3 separate regions of the Homo sapiens genome follow, and regions 1 and 2 are each linked to region 3. A link is a loop called in an ENCODE intact Hi-C map of the cell type or tissue named here. Cell type or tissue: OCI-LY7. All regions are shown on one strand.

Region 1 (8,000 bases), 870 kb after region 3:
GGTAATTGTGGGAGACTCAACAAAGAGTGAGTACAGCTGAAGAAGCCAGGGAGCAGAAAGTATACCCATCAGGTGTGAGGAAGAAAATAGATTTTGGAAGTTATGAGAACTGTAGAGAGTGAATTGAGCATAGTATGTGATTTTTACGGCCTCTAAAAGTATTAAAGCAGTGGCAGCCGCTGCACGCAGACATGAGGGCTAGGGTAAAACAGTAAGGTCAAGTTGTTTGGACAGAAAGCTACAGGGCACGGTCCCGGCTCTTGTGTAAGAATTCTGACTGCACTAACCATGCCTAGCAAGGAAAGGAGTTGTTTTGTAGAAGGGATTGAGATTTGGGAGATTAGTCGGACACGATCAGCAGGGAGAACACATGTGTTTTTGTGAGAATTATGCCGAGATAGGTAACAGATGGGGAAGAAATTTGGGCTTGACTGAAGTAATGGGGGGGGGGTGCTCTCTGTGAAGCCTTGAGGCAGTACAGCCCAGGTAATTTGCTGAGTCTGATGGGTGTCAGGGTCAGTCCAAGTGAAAGCAAAGAGAGGCTGGGATGAAGGGTGCAAAGGAATAGTAAAGAAAGCATGTTTGAGATCTGGAACAGAATAATGGGTTGTGGAGGGAGGTATTGAGGATAGGAGAGTATATGGGTTTGGCACCACGGGGTGGATAGGCAAAACAATTTGGTTGATAAGGCGTAGACCCTGAACTAACCTGTAAGACTTGTCCAGTTTTTGGACAGGTAAAATGGGGTAATTGTAAGGAGAGTTTAAAAGGCCGTGCCGTAACAGGCAAGTGATAACAGGCTTTAATCTTTTTAAAGTGGGCTGTGGGATCGGATATTGGCATTGAGTGGGGTAAGGGTGATTAGGTTTTAATGGGATGGTAAGGGGTGCGTAATCGGTCACCAAGGAGGGAGTAAAGGTGTCTTATACCTATGGATTGAGGTGGGGAGATACAAGGGGAGGATGTGAAGGAGGCTTTGAACTGGGGGAAAAGGCGGCAATGAGGTGTGGCTGTAGCCCAGGAATAGTCAGGGAAGCAGGTAATTTAGTTAAAATGTCTCAACCTAATAAGGGAACTGGGCAGGTGAGGATAACTAAAAAGAAGTGCTTAAAATAATATTGTCTAAGTTGGCACCAGAGTTGGGGAGTTTTAAGATGTTTAGAAGCCTGGCATTCAATACCCACAACAGTTATGGAGTCAAGGGAAACAGGCCCTTGAAAAGAAGGTAATATGGAGTGGGTAGCCTCCGTATTGATTAAGAAGGGGACGGACTTCTTAAGTCCATCCTCCACTATGAGAGTTACCTAAAGCTTCTGTGATCATCCTGTAGGCTTCTGAGGTGATCGGTCAGCGTCAGTCTTCAGCCGCTAAGCCGAGAAGATCTGGGAAGGAGTCAGAGAGCCTTGGGCCAGAGTTCCAGGGGCTCTGGGAGTGGCTGCCGGGCAAGTTGGACAGTCCAATTTCCAGTGGGGTCCCGCACAGATGGGACACAGCTTAGGAGGAATTCCGGGCTGTGGGCTTTCCTTGGCCGAGTGGCCAGATTTCCGGCACTTGTAGCAAGCTCCTGGGGGAGGAGGTTCTGGAGGAACCCCTGGCAGCTGCCGTTCGGGCGTTTGGAGTTCTTGTGTGCTGGAGATGTGGCTGGGGTTTGTCTCACAGTGGAGGCAAGGAATTGCAACTCAGAAATACATTGCTACTTAGCTGCCTTTACTCTATTATTACACACCTTGAAGGCGAGGTTAATTAAGTCCTGTCGTGGGGTTTGAGGGCTGGAATTTAATTTTTGGAGTTTTATTTAATGCCGGGAGTGGATTGGGTAATAAAATGTATTTTGAGAATAAGACGGCCTTTTGACCTTTCAGGGTCTAGGGCTGTAAAGCATCTCAGGGTTGCTGCCAAGCGAGCCATGAACTGAGCTGGGTTTTTATATTCGATGAAAAAGAGCCTAAACGCTAACTGATTTGGGATAGATCGGATAAAGAAAAAGGAGCATTATTAACCTTGACTATGCCTTTAGCTCCAGCCAACTTTTTATGAGGAAATTGCTGGGCAGGTGGGGGAGGTCTAGTCGAGGAACGAAACTGTAAGCCGGACCGGGTGTGAGGAGGGGAGGTGATAAAAGGATTATAGGGTGGGGGAGCAGAGGCTAAAGAAGAATTGGGACCTAGCTCAGCCTGGTGAGGAGCAGCCTGGGGAGGAGGGGAGAGGTCAGATGGGTCTGTAGAAAAGAAAGAAAGACTCGGCGACGCTTGGAGTTGGGACTGAGAGCACAGGCGAGAGGGAAAGAAGGAGGATTTCGGATGAGTCGCATTGGGAACAGAGACTAGGGAGAGAACAATGTGTAAAAGAATGCCTGGACGTCAGGCACTTCAGACCATTTGCCCATTTTTTGACAAAAATTATCTAGGTCTCGTAGGATGGAGAAATCAAAAGTGCCATTTTCTGGACATTTAGAACCATTTTCGAGTTTGTATTGGGGCCAAGCAGTGTTGCAGAAGAAAATAAGGCGTTTAAGTTTTAGGTCAGGCGAGAGTTGAAGAGGTTTTAAGTTCTTGAGAACACAGGCTAAGGGAGAAGAAGGGGGAATGGAGGGCGGAAGGTTGCCCATGGTGAAGGAGGTAAGTTTAAAGAGAAGGGTAAAGACACAGAGAAGGGAGGTGGGGAGCAGCCCTGGGCTGCAACATGGGGGAGCAGCCAAAGCAGGAGTCCCCGCAACTGACTTGCCACCAAGGGAATGTGGGTGAATGACCAAGGCAGGCGTCCCCACGGTGATCAGACACCAGTGAAATGTGGGTGAATAATCAGAGAGGTGTCCCTGCAGTGATTAAACACCAAGGGAAGGCTGCCTTCCCGAGTCCGTGACCGGCGCCAGAGTTTTGGGTCCACAGATAAAATGTGTCTCCTTTGTCTCTATCAGAAAATGAAAGGAATTGAAATTAAGAGAAGGGAGAGATTGAAGGGTGGCGCCAAGATTGAAAGGAGAAAGAGATTGAGGGACAGTGAGAGGTTGGAGAAGAGAGTAAAGAGAGGCCGCTTACCCAATTTAAAATTGGTGAGATGTTCCTTGGGTTGATCGGTCTGAGGACCCGAGGTCGTAGGTGGATCTTTCTCACGGAGCAAAGAGCAGGAGGACAGGGGATTGATCTCCCAAGGGAGGTCCCCCAATCCGAGTCACGGCACCAAAATTTCACTCACGTCCGTGTGAAGAGACCACCAAACAGGATTTGTGTGAGCAACAAGGCTGTTTATTTCACCTGGGTGCAGGTGGGCTGAGTCCGAAAGGAGAGTCAGCGAAGGGAGATAGGGGTGGGGCTGTTTTATAGGATTTGGGTAGGTAAAGGAAAATTACAGTCAAAGGGGGTTGTTCTCTGGTGGGCAGGGGCGGGGGGGTCACAAGGTGCTCAGCAGGGGAGCTTTTGAGCCAGGATGAGCCAGGAGAAGGAATTTCACAAGGTAATGTCATCAGCAAAGGCAGGAACAGGCCATTTTCACTTCTTTTGTGGTGGAATGTGATCAGTTAAGGCAGGAACTGGCCATCTGGAAGTGTAAGTGCAGGTCACAGGGGATATGATGGCTTAGCTTGGGCTCAGAGGCCTGACAGTTACCCACTCACACCCTCACTGCCACCACTCACAATCAACCATAACACATGCTACCCTGCAGAGGAGACAGCCTTGACTTGCAGAGGCATGCATTCTCAGGGCTTGAAAACCGGCTCTGTCTCCAGTTGCCAGAGGGACCTCACGCTGACCTTCAAGAAACCTGGAGAGAGGGGCCAGTGTGTGGGCACACAGGACATTCCCTCCCCAGAAGGCCTTTTCTTGGTCTTCATTTCCCATCCCCTAGCCCAGATACGGCAATGTGGGGCGCCCTCGTGTGGGCAGAGAGGCCCTGCAGTCTCTTGGCAGGATCCCGGCTCCCTTTGGGCACCCACTCATCCCTCCTCCAGGCTGCCCACTCCCTGCATGTCAGGGCACCACTCATATTACTTCCAGCTGGCCTCCCTCAAACCTAGATTCTCTTTTTTCTTTTACCTCTCACTGTTTTCATTATTGATTGATTGATTGAGACATAGTCTCTCTGTGACCCAGGCTGGAATACAGTGGTACAATCATAGCTCTCTGTAGCCTGGAACTCCTGGGCTCAAGCAATCCTCCACTTCAGTCTCCTGAGTAGCTGGGACTACAGGTGTGCACCAGCATGCCAGGCTAATATCTTAAAATTTTTAAATTTTTTTTGTAGAGTTAGAGTCTCGCTATGTTGCCCAGGCTGGTCTCAAGTTCCTAGCCTCAAGCAATCTTCTCACCTCGGCCTCCCAAAGTGCTGGGATTACAGGTGTTAAGCCACCACACCCTAGACCCCCACTCATATTTTAAAGTTCAATATTCTATGCATATCAAATAATTATGTATTAATTATTTAATCTTATGTATCAAATTATCCCCAAAATGTCTTGACTTAAAATAGCAAACATCTATTACCTCACACAGTTTCCTAGGGTCAGAAATCCAGGAACAGCTTAGTTGGAAGGTTGTGGCTCAGTGTCTCGTGAGTTTCAGTCAAGATGTTGGTCAGGGCCGGGCGTGGTGGCTCACACCTGTAATCCCAGCACTTTGGAGTCTGAGGCGGGCGGATCACCTGAGGTTGGGAGTTCAAGACCAGCCTGACCAACATGGAGAAACCCCGTCTCTACTAAAAATACAAAATTAGTCAGGCGTGGTGGTGCATGCCTGTAATCCCAGCTACTCGGGAGGCTGAGGCAGGAGAATCACTTGAACCCAGGAGGCAGAGTTTGCAGTGAGCCGAGATCACGCCATTGCACTCCAGCCTGGGCAACAACAGCGAAACTCCATCTCAAAACAAACAAACAAACAAACAAACAAACAAACAAACAAACAAAAAGATGTTGGTCAGGACTGCAGTCATCTGAAGGCTGGGAAGGATTCACTTCCAAGATCACTCACACAGCTGTCCTTGGCAGACTTAATTTCTTGCCACTGGGCCCTCCCGGTAGGCTGCTAGGAACATAGCAGCTGGCTTGCCCCAGAGCGAATATGCCAAGAGACAGCAGGCAAGAGAAACCAAAATAGAAGCCATGGTGTCTTTTAGAACCTAATTTTGGAAGTGACATACTATCACCTCTGCCATATTCTATTGCTGACACAGGCCAACCCTGGTACGATGTGAGAGGGAATATGAATTCTAGGAGGGAGGAAACATTGGGGTCCTTTTCAGAAAGGAGATACCACAAAACATATTTTTAAATGTTACTTATAAAACAAAATACGATCAACACCCATGAGCCCATCACTCACGAGAACTAGAAATCATATAACTTGCATCGTCCTATATGTGCCTTTTCCTCCACCCCTCTGCCTCCCTGTGGAAGAGGTAATTGCCATTTAAATTTGTGTTTATCGTTCCCTTGCTTTTTAAAAATTTTGCCACATCGGTACATATGTCGAAACAACATTTGTTGTTAGTTTTGCATTTGGATCTTTATAGAATTGATTGGCTCCATGAGTCAGGGGTCTGAGCCCCACTTGCTCAGGGCACCCTCATTCACTCTCCAAGCTTCTATAAAATGCTTCCCTCTTATTCCCCAACTCTGGTAGCTGCTTCTTGCCTTTCTTCTTTCTGGGTGACCTCAGCATTCTTTATTTATCCATTCTCTTGTCTCTCAATCCTTTTCTCCCCAAGGCTAGCCATAGAATCCCTCTTCCCCACCAAGTCATTGAAACCAGCACCTTTTCCCCAAAGCCAGCCATAAAACCAAAAATCATTAATCTAACTTTGCCTCTGCCTTTCTGTGTAAAAACTGGTCATAAAGAAATTACCTGACCTGCCTTGTTTGACTATGGGTTATAAGACCCCCATTCCAGAGAGGGTCCTGCCCCACATTCAGAAGGAAGGAATGCAGGAATGCGTGCTCTGAGAGGCCAAGAAGAATCTAGACAGACCGGCCCTGCTGGGATTCCCCACTCAGTCTGTTAGCGTTAGATCGTACTCTTTTTGTCCAATCATACTTTTTTTTTTTTTTTTTCCTGAGACAGAGTTTCACTCATTGCCCAGGCTGGAGTGCAATAGTGCAGTCTCGGCTCACTGCAACCTCCGCCTCCTGGGTTCAAGCAAGTCTCCTGTCTCAGCCTCCTGAGTAGCTGGGATTACAGGCATGTACCACCACACCCGGCTAATGTTGTATTTTCAGTAGAGATGGGGTTTCTCCATGTTGGTCAGGCTGGTCTCGAACTCCTGACCTCAGGTGATCCGCCTGCCTTGGCCTCCCAAAGTGCTGGGCTTACAGGAATGAGCTACCATGCCTGGCTTTTTTTTTTTTTTTTTTTTTTTTGAGATGGAGTTTAGCTCTTGTTTCCCAGGCTGGAGTGCAATGGCGCAATCTCGGCTCACTGCCACCTCCGCCTCCCGGGTTCAAGGGATTCTCCTGCCTCAGCCTCTGGAGTAGCTGGGATTGCAGGCATGTGCCACCATGCCCAGCTAATTTTGTATTTTTAGTAGAGACGGGGTTTCTCCATGTTGGTCAGGCCCAGTCTTGAACTCCCGACCTCAGGTGATCCACCAACCTGGCCTCCCAAAGTGCTGGGATTACAGGTGTGAGCCACCGTGCCCAGCCTGTCCAGTCACATTTCTACATAGCTGTCCATACTTTGTTGAACCTCAGCATAAAAATGGACAATTTCCTCTGTATCTTTTGGGTCTTTATTCTGAAGTCTGCCATGTACACATTAAATCTGTTTGTCTACTTTTTCTCTCACTAATCTGCCTCTTGTCAGTGATTTTCAGCAAAACTTCAAAGGACGAAGGGGAAATGTTCCCTTGTCCCTGCAATTTGTACAAACACTGTTAATCCGTATCCTCTCCCTGAGGCTTGTGTGGCCAGGAGGTGAACCCAGGGGCCTGGGAGAGGAAGGCACAGAGGCTGGCAGTGGGAGGGCCCTCACACCCATGATGCCAGTGCAGTTCAGCCACAGGTGCTTTTGTTCCCCAGGGAAGTATTCAGCTGGCCCCTCCTGAGGAAGGCTCACTTAGACAGGAACACTTTTGCACCCGGCTGCTTCTGTTGGTCCAGGGAAGACCCTGTATGCCCTCCTCATGGTAAGGATTTCATGTTGTAAGGACTTTGTCAGCACCCTGCTGCACACAACAGATGTTGGCAGAGCTTCTTTCCTTTCTCTGCCCCCACTTTCACCAAGCCAGTTCTTTTGGAAGGTGGAAATAAATGAAAGAAACAAACTCCCAGGCAAGTCGCAGTGCTCTGATCGCCGTCCTTATGAACAGAGCATTAATTAGTTGCTCACTCGCAGAAAGGAAAAGTTAATTACCTACCATGGAAACTTTAAAAAGAAAAAAAGGAAACATGAGTTTAAATTTTAATTAGGGCCCTTGCATGGTGGGAATAGAAAGGAGCTGGTTCTAATTGTGGGCATTTAAGGCAAGAGCCTTTTGTCCCTTTGTGCACCTCCTGTGCTCACCACCTCCCCACCAGACCTCCAGCCTGAACCTCCTCTCAGAATAGGCAGAGAAAATGAATGTGGAGGGGCCAGAGCACCCCCACTAGGACTCTGGTCATTGCCCCTTAGGGAGCTGTTCAAGGGCAGGGATTGAGAAACACAGGACAGGGTTCACTGCCCCAAATGACCTTCCTTACTGCTCACTGCTGCTTAAAATGTCAGCACCGGAAGAGTGGCAGATGCTGCTGTGTGCGGACCCCCTCCAGAAATGCAGGACACATTCCCCACCCTCAGGGAGCACAGCCAGCCCCTTCCAGGACTGCCCTAGATCACACCACCTGCCCAGGCCAGCCTGCACCCAATGACAGATCAATATATACTATGAACACCCAGCCTGCTCTCCCCAGTTTGAGACAACTCTGAAGGTCATTCCAGCTCCCAAGCTCCCTGCAGGGTCAGCTGGGACTGTTGTTCAGACTGCAGTGCAGCTCAACTTCTCCCTCTGTCCAATCTCACTGCTGTTGCCCCTCT
Region 2 (8,000 bases), 800 kb after region 3:
CGGCTCACTGCAAGCTCTGCCTCCCGGGTTCACGCCATTCTCCTGCCTCAGCCTCCCGAGTAGCTGGGACTACAGGCGCCCGCCACCACGCCTGGCTAATTTTTTGTATTTTTTAGTAGACAGGGTTTCACCGTGTTAGCCAGGATGCTCTCGATCTCCTCACCTCGCAATCCGCCCGCCTCGGCCTGCCAGAGTGCTGGAATTACAGGCTTGAGCCACGGCGCCCAGCCTCTTTCTTGACAGAGTCTCACTCTGTCGCTCAGGCTGGAGTACAGTGTCACGATCTCGGCTCACTGCAACCTCCACCTCCCGGGTTCAAGCGATTCTCCTGCCTCAGCCTCTTGAGTGGCTGGGACTACATGTGCGTGCCACCATGCCCGGGTAATTTTTGTATTTTTAGTAGAGACAGGGTTTCACTGTTTTGGCCAGGCTGGAGGACTACTTTTCTTGGAGCCCAGAAAAGATGCCTGCTTTTTAGAAAGGTGAGAGGCCCGGAGCCATCCTGGGTGGGGAGGGGTCTGTGTATTAATAAAGAATATAATAACAGTGTTTACTGTTGATCAGGTGCTTTACCTTCCTAATTTCTAAATCTTCATACTTCTGCTAGGTAATTATTGTCCCCATTTTGTGGATGATGAAACTGAAGTTAAGTAATTTTTGCTCATTAAGGTCACATGGCTACTAGGCAGCTGTACCAAAATTTTGACCAACCCAGGCCTGATAGCAATGCTTTCTTCTTCCTTTTTTTTTTTTTTGAGACAGAGTCTCGCTGTGTCACCCAGGCTGAAGTGCAGTGGCGAGATCTTGGCTCACTGCAAGCTCCGCCTCCTGGGTTCACGCCGTTCTCCTGCCTCAGCTCCCACCTAGCTGGGACTACAGGCGCCTGCCACCACGCCTGGCTAATTTTTTGTATTTTTTTAGTAGAGGCAGGGTTTCACCGTGTTAGCAAGGATGGTCTTCATGGTTCTGGTCTAATCAATCTCCTGACCTCATGATCCGCCTGCCTCAGCCTCCCAAAGTGCTGGGATTACAGGCGTGAGCCACGGTGCCCGGCCAATGCTTTCTTCTTAATGGTTACATGGTCATTAAGCCTTGTTCCCCGAATCTCCGGCTCCCTGCAGGCCCCACTACTCCCTGAAACAATCAGGTCCCAGAAGGATGTTTTTCTCTCATGTTTATCTCATGGTTGTTTGGCTGGGCCCAGGAATGGAAGCTCCTGGGAAGGACAGCGAGTTCAGAGCTAAGGCCAGGCTGCTGGGGGGAAGGTCCTGCAGGGGAAGTCTGGACAGGGACAGAGAAACCAACCAAGACCTTGTGAGAGACCGTGGCTCCAGTGGATCTTTTTTTGTCTTCCCCGTCCCCAGCTAGGGGTCTCCTGCACACTGCAGAGTCCTGCTCTTGTCCCCCGCATGTTTCATAATCTGGAGACTCCTGGGGCTTGCTATTCCCCCTCCCAATTTGGCTCTGAGAAGCCTCAGGACTTCCTCTTCCTGCTCTGGGACACTGTTCAGGGCGTCAGCCTACTGGCCTGAGGCTCCCACTCTAGATTTAATTTCCACCAACCCTAATGCCTCCAAATCCCCGGCTGAGACACCAGGCCAGGGTACAGCCTGCAGAGCTTATTCATGTGAAGCAGCTGTCTGATGACCGTGGTGAGAGTGGGGAGAAGCCTCTAGGCTCATGGCAACTGCCCCTCCCACCCCTAAGCCTGGGCTCCCTGCCACTGCCCCCACAAAGCTTTCAGGGGAAAAAAAGTTCTGGTCTAAACTGAGACCAGTGGTATTTCTTGGGTCACAAGACTGCGGCTGTGCCCCCAGGCAAATCTTGGTGACACCAGGTCCTCCTGGCAAGACTGAACAGGCTCCAGGGCTTGGCCACTGCTGTGGGTCCTAACCTTTGCTAGGCAAAGAGGCATCACTGGAAGCCTTGGAGCTTGGCAGGCCCTTTGAGAAGCCCCCAATGTGCAGTCCTGCTGGACCAGGGTAGGAGGAGTTGCCCACCACCACCAGCAGCAAGGCAAAGGTCCATCTCTCCTCTTTCGGGCCTGGGACTGCCTCTGATGGGGAAACAAGACAGGTTTCAGCCCCAGACCTGAAAGAGCACTGAGCTGGATCTTGCTTCAGGTTCCCTCCTTTTAGCAGCAGCTCCAGCTCTCTGGAACCAGGAACAGGCCCTTCCCCGCCACCCCCTCCCACACTCCACTAGAATCCTGGAGAAACTCACACACTTACACCCACACGCTTATATACAGTCACTCCCAACACAGCACGCACAGACTGCACACGCCCTAATCGACAACAAATATCCTTCCTCCTCTGACACAGACAGCCCTGAGTTACAGAGACATGCGTTCTGCAGGGCCTGAAAGCCAGCTGTGTTTCTAGTTGCCAGAGGAATCTCATGCCGACCTTCTTCAAGAAACCTGGAGAGGCTGGGGTGCAGTGGCTTACGTCTGTAATCCCAGCACTTTGGGAGGCCGAGGCCGGTGGATCATCTGAGGTCAGGAGTTTGAGACCAGCCTGACCAACATGGAGAAACCCCGTCTCTACTAAAAGCAGAAAATTAACCAGGCGTGGTGGCGCATGCCTGTAATCCCAGCTACTCGAGAGGCTAAGGCAGGAGAATCACTTGAACCCGGGAGGTGGAGGTTTCAGTGAGCCGAGATCGCGCCATTGCCCTCCAGCCTGGGCAACAAGAGCGAAATACTGTCTCAAAGAAAGAGAGAGAGAGAGAGAGAGGAGAGGAGAGAGGAGAGAGAGAGAGAGAGAGAGAGGAGAGAAGACAGAAGAGAGGACAGAGAGAGGAGAGAAGAGAGAAGAGAGAGAGAAAGAAAGAGAAAGAAAAAGAAAGAAAGAAAGAAAGAAAGAAAGAAAGAAAGAAAGAAAGAAAGAAAGAAAGAAAGAAAGAAAGAAACCTGGAGAGAGGGACCAGTGTATGGGTACACAGGACGGTCACTCCCTAGAAGGCCTCTTTGTGGTCTTCATTCCACCACCCTCAGCCCAGATATGGCAATGTGGGGTGCCCTCTTGTGGCCAGAGCGGCCCTGCAGCCTCTTGGCAGGATCCCGGCTCCCCTTGGGCATCCAGACATCCCTCCTCCAGGCTGCCCACCCCCTGCATGTCAGGGCTCCACTCTCATTACTTCCAACTGGCCTCCCTCAGTAAAGATGAGAGTAACAAGACTTGTTCACATTGTTGTAAGGATTTCCCCAGAGCCCTGACAAAGAAGCCTGCTGCACTTAGCAGATGTTCACTAAACATGGGCTTCCTTTCTTCTTGTCTCCCTCCCCACTCTGAAGCTGCTTCTTTTAGAAAGTGGAAGAAAACAGAAAAAAAGAAAACCCAAGCTCCCAAGCAAATTACAGTTCTGATCTCCATCAGATCCAATAATCAACAGAGCATTAATTCATTGTTTGCCCACAGGTAAACAATGTGGGTAGGGAATGTGAACTACCTTCACGTGTTAAATAAAATTTATAGGAGGCCATTGGTTTGGCCTGAGCTCCTGCAGTAGGCCCAACAGACCAAACCAAAATGGAATTACTCATGTTGAAGTTCCACACCACCAAGTCAACACTAAATTACCTATCTGTCCTTGCAAGAAATCGGGAGAGGTAATAGCCAGATCCCCAAACAGGTCAGTTTCAGCTGGCATCATGAAGAAGTTCCCTTTGCTTTAACCTTCATAAGGAAAGTAAGTCAGGAACAACCAATCTGCTTTTTGTTCTTTGTTTCTACTTTCCTCAGCCCTTTTCATACTATGAAGCCAATCTCCTCTGCTCAGCTCATCAGAACATTCATTCTATTTTGTAGAATGAGGTGTTCCCTGATTCATGAATTGCTAATAAAAGCCAATTCAATCTGTAACTAAATTTGTTGTAATTTTGTCTGACACATGGAAATTAGAAAAAAGAAAAATTTAATTAGAGCCCCTGCATGGTGCGAATGGGAATGAGTTGGTATCTCTTGGAACTTCTTGTTATAATAAAAGTGAGAGCCTCTGACCCAGGATTCCACTCCCCTACTCACCCCCACTGTGTGCCACCCCCAGCCTATGCTCTTGATCAGAAGAGGGCAGAGAAGAAGGGGTGGAGGAGCAGACAACTTTCACCAGGACTCTGGCTACGACCCCTCAGGGCATGGTCAGCTGAGATGACCTCAGCTAGAAGAATAGGGAGCTGCTCATGAGCAGTGATTTCAGAAACAGTAGCCTGGATCCGCTGCCCCAAAACCACCCTCCTCACCTATCATCTAAGATTCCACTAGGGAGACTTGATTTACCTAGCTATTGAAATGCTGTGGGAAATGATTCAAGCTAAGAAATGAACAACTAACAGAAGGCAATTCCCTCCCAGCACAGCACTCCCAGCTTAGCACCTGACCCAGCTAATGTGGTCTCAGCCTGAGCACTGACAGTGACAGGGACTCATCCTCTCAAGCAGCCCTTTTGGTGCCCAGGCAGCTCCAACTGCTAGAAGGCTCTTCTGACACTGGGTCAGCTTCTGCCAGGCAGAGCCACAGAGCAAGGGCTTATGGGTGCCAGGCCTGTGCCAGGCTGTGAGGAAGACAGGGTAGTGCAGACCCTGTCCCTGCCTTCTGAACAGATCAGGTCTAGATTGAGGAGGTGAGCAACCTCAACAGTCCTAGGGGCATGTGTTTGTCCCACATTCGAAGTTCTGCAGCGCTCCGTGAATGATGGAGCCATTGGGACATAGTAGGACAGTCACCCAGTGGCCTGGACACTCCTCTTCTGATTGCAGCCTGGTCATACCAGACATTTCTAGATACTTTCTGAGGCATCTCCAGCCTAATCTTGACCCTGTGGCCTCCCTTCCAGTAGCCCAAGCCCCCAAGCTGGGTTGTGCTACGTTGGAGCTGTGATGCCTCCTGGCTGGAAGGAGAGGCTGCTGATTTGCTTGGGAATTATTCCAGGGGTTCTGAAGCTTCAGGATATGAAAATCAGGAATTGTTGAAACACAGATACAGCCCTTCCTAGAGGTTATAGTTTCCTGCCCTGTCTGGAACTAACAGACTAACAGGGGAGACAGAATTAATAGTAAATTCACACATCTGGGGAATGCCCCAAAGGACCAGGAGAGGATGCAAGGGTGAGGGAGAGGGGATATTGGATAGGCCATCCTGCCCTGCTCTGAGAGGCTGGGTGGGCAGGAGTTAGGGGGTGGCTCTGCACTGAAGGAAGGAAAGTCTGAGTTCACCAGGCAAAGAAGGTGCCCAGGGAAGGGCTCCTGAGAAGGCTGAGAAGCAGGAAGGAGCCCTCCCTTAGCTCTCAGAATAAAGGTCCCACTTCCCTCTATGCCTGGCATAAAGTCTGGGGAGGTGAGTGAGGCGCAGCCCAGTTGTAGGATTGAACCCTGGGTGAGGAATCAAGTCCTGGGGGCCAGTCAGAGGTGTATTATAACCTGTGCGACTTGGCTTTCTAACGGCCAAATGGGGTTTCAGACTCACAAACTCCAACTTCTGCAGCCCTGAGAGATGGTGCCACCCTCTCAACTTGCAGGTAAGGACATGAAGGCCAGCAGAGAGCCACTGCACGACAGCAGAGCTCAGGACCCCTCTCCTGGTCTGTCGGCTGTGTTGGGCTCCTGCATCCCCAGAGGTTTCAGGGACTTCACGGGGTGGCAGGAGAACTGAGAGATAAGTAAATGACGCAGCGGTCATGGGAAGCAGAGAACGTCTCACAGCAGTGCGAGCTTTGTCTCCCTCTGGCGTGGTGGTGGCTGGGAGGTGGTGAGAGGGTCTGGGTCTCAGATCACCAGCTGTGACACAAGCCCTGTGAGCTTGGGCAAGTAAAAGGCTGCATTTGTAGAAAAGAAACTCTTTTGATTCCATTGTGAAAATGGTTTCCCTTTCTTTGGTTAGAACCCAGCCAGATTTAATTTCCAGGAGCCAGAGCCAAAGAGAAAATCATTCAGGGCAGAGATAACTCTTCTCTAAGACGTCTAGCCTTGGGCAGAGACAGGAGAGAAATACAGACTTCCAAGCCAAGGCCCAGGCATATTTAAAATATTAATATTTTAAAAGGTCTGGATTTAGGATAGAAGCAAAGAAGGGCTAAATAATTCAGAAAGCAAATTGAGGAGCAGCTGTTGCTGATGCTAACTGAGGTTCTTGCCTGGCTGGTTTCAGAGCAGCATCCTCAGCCTCCTGGGAGAAAGAGCACAAGTTGTCATGATGGGGGAAGACAAAGGCTGGAGGGAACACAAAGCCAGCCTTAAGTGCAGCCCGACTGGCTTTGTTTCTCAAGACACTCATATTACTAGCAGCTTAAAACAACAAACATTTATTATTTCACACAGTGGCTGATGGTCAGGTATCTGGGTTCTAAGTTGCTGGGTTTTCTGGCTCAGAGTCTCTCATGAGGTTTCAATCAAGATGTCTTTCGGGGCCATTGAAGGTTTGATTGAGCCTAAAGAATCAAAGACAGACATGCTGTTACATAATAAGCCAAAGTTATATTAACTCTATATTGGCCCTATATTTTTTATTGCTTCACAGCAGACTGGTATCATTGCCTCAAAAGTTTACCAGTGCCAAGCTCAAATTTTTTATACACCCAATTGCTTTAAATATAGTCTAAATAAACAGATCGTTAGTCATTGACAGCCTTCCGGTTTTGCATACCCCACAAAACAGAATCCCACATTTACTAGCCACAGATACAATAAACTCTGGTGCTATAAAAGGCCCCAGTTGCCGGGCATGGTGGCTCACAACTGTAATCCCAGCACTTTGGGAGGCTGAGGCTGGTGGATCATGAGGTTAGGAGATCGAGACCATCCTGGCTAACACGGTGAAACCCCGTCTCTACTAAAAATACAAAAAATTAGCCGGATGTGGTGGCACGCACCTGTAGTCCCAGCTACTCAGGAGGCTGAGGCAGGAGAATGGCATGAACCTGGGAGACGGAGCTTGCAGTGAGCAAAGATCACGCCACTGCACTCCAGCCTGGGCCATAGAGGGAAACTCTGTCTCAAAAAAAAAAAAAAAAAAAAGCACCAGCCATAGCTGCCCTTTGGATCTCTCTGACTCTGAGACTCCACACCCTACTACTGAGGGCATCATCTAGACATCTAAGGATCCGCTCCAATCTCCGTGTCCCCCAGAATCTCCCCCACCCTCCTTCTCTTCTAGCTGGTGGCCTCAGTCATTACCTGCGGAAGGTCTCATGCTGTGAAAAGCTTCCTCAGCAGGCAACCCTGTCAAAACACGGCCCAAATAAAGCTTGTTGTATGTTATTACCACCTCATAGCCATATCTTTTTCTTTTTTTTTAATTTTTATTTTAGGTTTGGGGGTACACGTGAAGGTTTGTTACACAGATAAACGAGTGTCACAGGGGTTTGTTGTACATACTATTATTATATATCACCCAGGTATTAACCCCCAGTACTCAATAGTTATCTTTTCTGCTGTTCTTCTCCTTCCCAACCTCCCTCCTCAATAGACACCAGTGACTGTTGTTTCCTTGTGTTCATAAGTTCTCATCATTTAGTTCCCACTTACAGGTGAGAACATGCAGTATTTGGTTTTCTGTTCCTGCATAATTTTGCCAAGAATGATAGCCTCCAGCTCCATTCATATTCTGGCAAAAAAATCTTGTTCTTTTTTATGGCTGCATGGTATTCCATGGTGCACATGTACCACATTTTCTTTATCCAGTCTGTCACTGGTGAGCATTTAGGTTGATTCCATGTCTTTGCTATTGTGAGTAGTGCTGCAATGAACATTCACATGCATGTGTCTTTATGGTAGAACGCTTTATCTCCCTCTTGGTATATACCCAGTAATGAGATTGCTGGGTCGAATGATAGTTTTGCTTTTAGCTCTTTGAGGAATTGCCACACTGCTTTCCACAATGGTTGAACTAATTTACACTCCTACCAACATCATAACATCATATAAGGCTTCCCTATTCTCCATACAATCTCGCCAGCATGTGTTATTTTTTGACTTTTTTCTTTTCTTTTCTTTTCTTTTTTTT
Region 3 (8,000 bases):
ACATATAATTAGTGAGATAATATATGATCTGTAAATTCTCTATTAGTAAAGCCCAATTAGAACTTACAAGTTATAAAGCTGAACCAAATTACGTGGCCCAAGAAGCTCACTAATTATTATGAATTGATACAGTTTAGGATATGGCAAAATCACTAATTAATAAAGGAAACCAAACTGTGGTAACCAGAATGAGGCTCATGGGCATTTGTAATAATTCTCTTGCATTAAGCTGTCAAATTTAATGTCAAAAGAAGACTGAAAAGTGCAGAAGATAGAAATAGATGTATTTAATAGCATCATTTTTAATTTAAAAGAAAACAAAAGAAGAAAGTGATTTACAAGACATGCAAATTTACCAAGTCTTTTTAAGGAAAGACCAAGAAAAGCCCTGAAAGCCTTAATGTTGCTCGGGTTTCACGTAGGAGCACAGACCGGAAGGAGCCAAACCTGAAGAGGGAAGAGAAAAAGCCTAGGACTATGTGAAAAAAAAAAAAAAAATCAGTGCAGTTAGCAAAGATGTCACTGGGAACATATGATTTACAAGCAGATGGTGGAAGATAATACAGTCAGAGAATCATAAGCTGGAAGGGTACTGTAGGAGGTTATGTCTACACTTATCCCTCAAAAGCGGTGGGGTGGGGTGGGGTAGGGCAGGAGGTGGGGAGCTAGATGAGGCAAGTACTGCGTGGGTGTGGTACTGCCTTTATTTCTAGAATAGTGCACTCAAAAAACAGTGACTTTCAAATACCATGATATTTCAAAACATGCCATGGAAACCCAGGAAGTTTAACATTAATACAGGACAGAAATGGTCTCAGGTCCAACTCCCTGTCTCCAGGTAGGGTGATAGCAACTTGTTTTTGCCGAGTCACCAGAAAAGCCTAAGTTTTCATGCTGCGCATTCATTATAATATAAACTTATCTTGCTTTACAGAAATAAAAATATTGGTTGGTAATGTGTAATTAGCTAAGTAAGAGAAAAAGCTGGGATATTTTGAAGAGATTTAAAACATTTTTTATGGTATTTAAATTGTTTGCCTCTAATACACTTTTTTAATAGGTACATTTCTCTACAAAAACAACTATATGTTTTTTCTGATTAAATTTAAAATACATTCCATTCCAACGAAAGTCCTGCCTAAGTCACTTGTTTTCTAATACTATTTATGATAACTCTGCTATGTAACTAGCTTTTCATGGTTCTAGCATTCACCTCTGAATTAACTAGTAAAATATCTATCCTCTCCAAATATATATTCCTTTTTCTTCTGTCCCCTCCCTAATATACAACTTTTCAGCTACTAGTGGGCTACTTTACTTACCATGGTCAGGTATCAAGCCAGTTCCTGGCCTCAAAAGAAGAAGAACTTTATTTCCACCAGCCTGAATGAGCTCAATTGCTCGAGTATGTGTGATTCCTTGTGTAGGTTCCCCATTGATTTCAACAATCTGGTCACCAACCTAGACAGAGAACATTCACAGGAACAACATGAAACTATGCATCCTTTGTAAATTCTGCTTTTGTCAGCTCTTGAGCCATTCAACCTTGCTAAGTGATTCTTTCGTTTGTAAAATACCTAACGTGTACCCAGTACTGCCATGTGAGAGTTGATGAGAGGACAGATGACAACAAACAACAGGAAGTGGCAATGTTCAGGTTTACTCACAAAAATCCTACACAGGAAAGTTTTATATGGCTACTAACTAAGATCTGGACATCTTGAAATCAAGAATCAAATTCTAGAATCAGATTTGGAATTTTCTAAATTTATAGAAATCAAATTTAGAATGTTAATCAAATTCTAGAATTTGGTTCTTGATTTGAAGATGCCCAGATCTTTAATAGCCATATAAAACTTTCCTGTGTAGGATTTTTTGTTTGTTTGTTTTGTTTTGCTTTTTGAGACGGAGTCTTGCTCTGTCGCCCAGGCTGGAGTGCAGTGGCGAGACCTCGGCTCACTGCAAGCTCCGCCTCCTGGGTTCACGCCATTCTACTACCTCAGCCTCCCGAGTAGTTGGGACTACAGGCGCCCGCCACCACGCCCGGCTAATTTTTTGTATTTTTAGTAGAGATGGGGTTTCACCGTGTTAGCCAGGATGGTCTCGATCTCCTGACCTCGTGATCCGCCCGCCTCAGCCTCCTAAAGTGCTGGGATTACAGGCGTGAGCCACCGCGCCCGGCCCTGTGTAGGATTTTCATAAGTAAACCTGGGCACTTGCTGTGTAGGGTTTTTATGCGTGAGTAAACCTGGACATTGTCTCTTCCTGTTGCTGCCATCTGTCCTCTTATCAACTCTCGCAGGAGAGCACTGGGTACATGTTAGACATTTTACAAACAACAATCCAAATGATACTACAGAGCTATGTCCGAATGTGAAGGGTACTTTCAAACTTGAGCTGAATTTTAAATATATCTCCTAAAACCTGGGCAGAGGGCTCTTATCTTTGAAGCCTTTCCTGGCCTCCAGGGAGAACTGCTCATTCCTTTGAACTGCTGCTATGTCCTGTACATACATGAGGTATTTGAATAAATGACATCTTTATAGATTAAAATTCTTAAAAACTTAAACTTGGAGAATAGATTAATATGAACACTTATTTAAAACCAGTAACTGGCATAAACTTAGTGATGTTAGTGTAAAATCATTTCTCAGGGCCAGGGATGGTGGCTCACACCTGTAATCCCAGCTCTCTGGGAGGCTGAGGCTGGTGGATCACCTGAGGTCGGGAGTTCGAGACCAGCCTGACCAACATGGAGAAACCCGGTCTCTACTAAAAATACAAAATTGGCCAGGTGTGGTGGCGCATGCCTGTAATCCCAGCTACTTGGGAGGCTGAGGCAAGAGAATTACTTGAACCTGGGAGGTGGAGGTTGCAATGAGCCGAGATTGCACCACTGCACTCCAGTCTGGGCAGCGAGCGAAACTCCGTCTCAAAAAAAAAAAAAAATCATTTTTCAGGAAAATAAACATAAAACTAGGGATCAGAATAAGATATACCTTAGTACCATTGTGATTTACTAGAAATGTCTGAGTTATTTTAAAAGAAAAAGGGAAAATATGTAAAAGTCAAGTATAACTTTGGAACAGACCTAATTAAACATAATGATGGTACTGATTTTAAATCTATTTCAAGCAAACACATGTTGATGAATGCTGCATTGGATAAAGAAAATGTGGTATATACACACCATAGAATACTATGCAGCCATAAAAAGAGCGAAATCATGTCCCCTTACAGCAACATGGATGGAGCTGGAGGCCATCATTATCCTAAGCAAACTAACGCAGAAACAGAAAACCAAATACCTCATGTTCTCAATTGTAATTGGGAGCTAAACACTGAGTACACATGGACACAAAGATGAGAACAACAGACACGGGAATACAAGATGGGGGGAGGGAAGGAGAGGGTCAAGGGCTAAAAAACTGCCTATTGGGTACTATGCCCACTACCTGGGAGATGGGAACTCATTCATATTCTAAGCCTCAGAATCATGCAATATACCTGTGTAACAAACCTGTACATGTGCCGCACTGAACTTATTAAAAAAAAGTTGAAAAAATATATTTCAAGGTGACATGTAAAATGAAGGATACTGGCTTCAAAACAGAAAAATTAGACAATGGCATATTACTGAAATTCCAAAAAGCAAATACTCAAATATTTGTAAGAGCTTACTAAAACAATCCAGAAGTTCCTTTGAGTTGAAGCTAGCTGCAAGGTGACTAAAGAATAGAAATAATAATAAGCCAATCCAGAAGTAACAAAACAGAAGGACTCAATATTTAACAAAGGTCAGTGGGCCAACTCTTTCTACAGATACAGCATGGCACAGGCGGTCAGGAGGCTGTGGTTCACATCTTGTGCTCCACCTCTTTCTAGTGTTGTGGTCTCATTTTTTTCATCTGTTAAATGAGGATAATATTAGTACCTATTTCGTGGGATTCTGGGAGGACTTAAGATAAAACATGATTATATACCAAGTGCAAATATTAGTTTTCAAGCTATTTTAAAGTGTATCATTACGAAGATTTAACTGTAGACTGCACTCCATTCTATACAATGCAAAAAAATTCAAGTCAACTATGAAATAGACTAAAGGTCTTATTGCATACTTATTTTAAACAAGGGAGGCTTACTCTTGAACAAATGGACAATATCAGAAACAAGATTGATGGATTTAATATGTAAGATGAAAACACCTTAATAAAACCAAAGTAAGACAGCAGGATGGAGAATAATTTAGAAACCCCTTACTATCCAGAATATATAAGTGAAACAAAAGCCAATACTTAGATTTCCCTTGATAAATGATGGAAGAAGAATCATTTTCATGAGGCAATGTAGGTAAGAAATTAGCACTAGATATATAATCTTGCTGATAAAGAAAATTAAAGTAGATAGTATTTGGACACTGCTTTGGGCATATCTTGTAAAACAGGTTTGAGGTTATAATTTATTTCAATCACATTCTTTAGCTTAAGCTCTCCAACCCAGAACACTTTTTATTCTTTTCCTGCAATAAACTGCAAAAAAAAAAAACAACAAAAACTTGTAATTGAACAGACTTGCCACCAGGTGTCATTTCTGTTTAACTTTAAAACTGAATGAGGGGAAGGAGGGGGAGCCATTGCTTTAAGATTTATGGTAGACAGGCCCTCAGAGTGGGAGAAATTCTGCAGAGACCTACATACACAAAACTACAGATGAAAAAGACTCTTCTGAGAGGGAAATTCAGAGGAGTAAATTCACCCAGTAAACATCCTTTTAACATTTTAAGTCACTTTAAAAATGTGATAAAAAATAATTTGGAGAAAACATCTTTTGATAAATAGAACAAAGATTCAAGTTCAGTTTTGTATTATTGAAAAATAATTATGGGGACAGAGAAGAGAGAGGAAAGAAAAGAGAAAGGAAAAAAAATAGGAGAACCAAAAGAAAAGAAGTAGGAAGAATAGGGAAAAAGAATGTTCCCTTTTTTAAACAAATCACTATTTTTTTATAGGCAGTCTTGTCGTTTTAAAAACAACATCCACTACAAATGTATTAAAATGACAAAATATTTCTACCACATGGCTTATATTATCTCACAACCTGTTAAGAAACTGTCTGCCTATCAATGAAATCCAATCCAAACTGGACTCAAGCCAAGACCTGACATAGCGGAAAGCACATGAACCGATCTTCGAGGACGACGGACTAGGGTCATACCTGGGTCACACTGTGGCCTGCACAGGATGAGTGATCTCTGCAAGTGACTAAGTCTCCTTGAGCCTCAGTTTTAAATCTGTAAGTGGGGATAATGTCACCTATCTCAGAGTTTTTGAGACTAATATAAGTAAAAACGCATGTTGTGTAGGAAAATACATGTTGCCTCAAAGACAGCAAACACTTAATATTTTCTAAATCTGATTATGTTCTACGTTAAATATTTAAGTTTGACACTATTCCCTAATATGAACCTTTTCCATTCAGCTATTTCTCAGTTCCTTATCCCAGAACACTTTTTTTCTCTCTCCTCTCTAAATCTTAACCAGACCGAAAGGAAGAACCTCTCAATGATTCTCAATATCCTTCCATCTATGTTACAAATTAACATTTCTTGTTTTCTTAATGACACTAAGATTGTTGCTAATTACTTCATATATCCCCAGTCCTGTTCACCCAGTAATAAGTCCTGGGAACTGATCTTAAAAATAAAAACACACACACACAATAATTCTCTCAGTATCTAGAATTATTATCCATACATTTTACTCTTTCAACAAATATCTATGGAGCACCTGATATGAATATTCAAGGCACCATATCAGGTGCTGGAGATACGGAATAATAGGTATAGGACACAAAGTACAGCTGTCAACCTAATAAAGGGAGAAGAGGAGAGGCAAGCGGGGGAGGCAGAGAGGGGCACTCAGGTGGCTCCGTGGTGCGAGTGTCAGCTAGAGATAAACTCTTATCATTTGGACAGCGGCCACCAGAGAAAGTTGTCATCAATAACATTTTATTGAGCACTAGTTATATGCAAAGCCCTCATGAGCTGTATCAAGTCAAGATTTTGATAATTTAATAGCCCAAAAAGTGACTTCTCTGAAAAGCTGACATTTTCTTACAGGTTAGAGCACACTGGGGTCTAACAGTTAATTGCTCATTTGCTTTTGTTTTCAGAGTTTATTCTTGAAATAAAAGCTGATTTCATCATTAGATTCTAAAGTTTCTGCTCATTCATAAAGCATGTCATGTTGTCGTTTTTTAACTGAGGATGTTTTGCTGTGTTGCCCAGACTGGTCTTGAACTCCTGGGCTCAAGTAACCCTCCCACCTCAGCCTCCCAAGTAGCTGGGATTACAAGCATGTGCCACCACTCCTGGCTGAGAATGACATGTTTAGAACTAGACTTTGCTTTAAGGCCTGTTTGCCTTTGGTTTACTGAGATTAGTGGATCTGAGGGTTATATTTGGAACCAACATTTAAAACAATTATATCCTAATTTATCATTTAATTGGATTTTTGTGACACTATTTACAATAGAAGCATTGAAACACAGATGTAAAGTAACTGAATAGGTTGTGTGTGTGAGAGAGAGACAGAGAGAGAGAGAGATGAGAGAGAGAGAGAGAAGAGAAGATAGGAGGGGAGGGGAGGGGAAAGGACCAAGAAAACCAGGAATAAATATGCCATCCTCTGTAAACAGTGTCTCAAGATGCTCTTATTAAGACTTTAAGAAGTTTACTTGGACCATGTATATTACATATGGTTCTGCATTTTGCAGATGAGGAAACTCAGGAGAATGTCCTGTCTGATTTCCAAACCCATGTTCTTGTCACGATATGAAATTGTCTCTATAAGAAAGTAGATTCAGCAGTTCTTGACGAGCTGTATTAAGGCCATCGGTCCCTCTTTGTCATAAACACTCTGCAGCTTTGGCTCTGTGGCTCTGCATGCTGCGCCTTCCCATTTTCTTTATTTTATCTAGTCCACTAATTACATGCCTTGCTCAGAGCTCTGCCCTTGGCTAAGTACTCTCTAAATATTCTTCCTTAGTGATCTTATCTACCACAAAGGTTTCAATCATCACTTCTCAGTAATGTCGCAATCTGGGCTTCTACCACTACTAGTAGTAATTGCCTGCTAAACATTTACACCTGCTCTACTAGCTGTTCCCTTCACCTCAACATGACTCCAACTTACTACACCATCAGTCTTTGCCATATCCTTTCTCCCCTTGGCTTCCCTGATGGTTTTCGTAGTACAGATGGGGCAAGGCTTCTGAGTCATCCTTTACTCTTCCTTTTCCTTCATCCCTCATTTAAAGGATACTTGTTGTTCATCTAGTCTGGTCCTTTATTCACTGAAATTTGAACTTATATGCATCTCTTATCTTCCATCCAAAGCGTTACCATTCAAGTTATACTCCCACCACTACCACTGTATGCATAAATTACAGCTACCTGGAGTCCCTTCATCCTTCCTGCACACCACTAACAGATTTTTATCAGCAGATTGCTCTGAGGGGAAACTCCTGGCTAAAAAGCCTCCCATGGCTTCCCACTGCCTAGGACCTTTATGCCTGCGACCCATCGGCTTTTATATTCTCATTTCCTCTATTCATCTACGCATTTTCTAAATAAAATCTAAGTAAACTCAACCATTTGAAGTTCCCTGTACATGACTTATACTTCCTTAGTTTTACGCCATTGCTCATTTATTCAGCCTGGAATGTTTTCTCTCCTTAATTTCTCCCTATTGAAATCCTATGCACCTGTCAATGCCACCTATTCTGTGAAATCTTCTCTATTCATCCCTTTGAACTTGTGCATGTGTCTGGTCATTTTGAGGGAGGATAATATCTTATTTGTTTTGAGTCACTCTCCCAACTCATTCAGTAGCATGCATAAAGCTTTGGGTAATGCAAACACTCAATATGTGTTTATGAAATGACTAATGGGAGTGAAATGAAAAATTCAAAACTGCAATCACCCAGAAGCACCTTTTCTA

The links. Hi-C counts contacts between places; a loop is a spot of excess contacts. Peaks named below come from ENCODE experiments on the same cell type or tissue, not always from the same donor. Only the 100,000 strongest peaks of a DNase experiment are listed, where the experiment ranks them.
Region 1: a loop joins it to region 3, with 3 times the contacts of the local background. A loop is called at or near these places in 6 of 110 quality-filtered maps.
Region 2: a loop joins it to region 3, with 4 times the contacts of the local background. A loop is called at or near these places in 6 of 110 quality-filtered maps.

Annotation. Positions count from the first base shown.
Region 1 is chr1:112,805,267-112,813,266 of GRCh38, reverse strand. No RefSeq gene overlaps it. Among named protein-coding and RNA genes, the nearest start is that of LINC01357, 41 kb to the left of the region's middle. RefSeq lists enhancers at 3,598-3,877, 3,593-4,114. In OCI-LY7, CTCF peaks have their summits at 3,670 and 3,881 (motif pointing left); a DNase peak (open chromatin) is centred at 3,886.
Region 2 is chr1:112,876,156-112,884,155 of GRCh38, reverse strand. It overlaps LINC01357 (long intergenic non-protein coding RNA 1357), which reads right to left. Exons shown (of 2, transcript NR_189282.1): 2 at 6,285-6,426. MIR11399 (microRNA 11399) reads right to left here and starts at 2,106; the gene lies at 2,027-2,106. RefSeq lists enhancers at 2,390-3,310, 5,304-5,901. In OCI-LY7, CTCF peaks have their summits at 2,835 and 3,036 (motif pointing left); a DNase peak (open chromatin) is centred at 3,025.
Region 3 is chr1:113,674,659-113,682,658 of GRCh38, reverse strand. It overlaps MAGI3 (membrane associated guanylate kinase, WW and PDZ domain containing 3), which reads right to left. Exons shown (of 21, transcript NM_001142782.2): 20 at 1,323-1,461. Among named protein-coding and RNA genes, the nearest start is that of PHTF1, 81 kb to the left of the region's middle. RefSeq lists enhancers at 1,236-1,774, 5,038-5,332. In OCI-LY7, CTCF peaks have their summits at 4,367 and 4,571 (motif pointing right); a DNase peak (open chromatin) is centred at 4,598.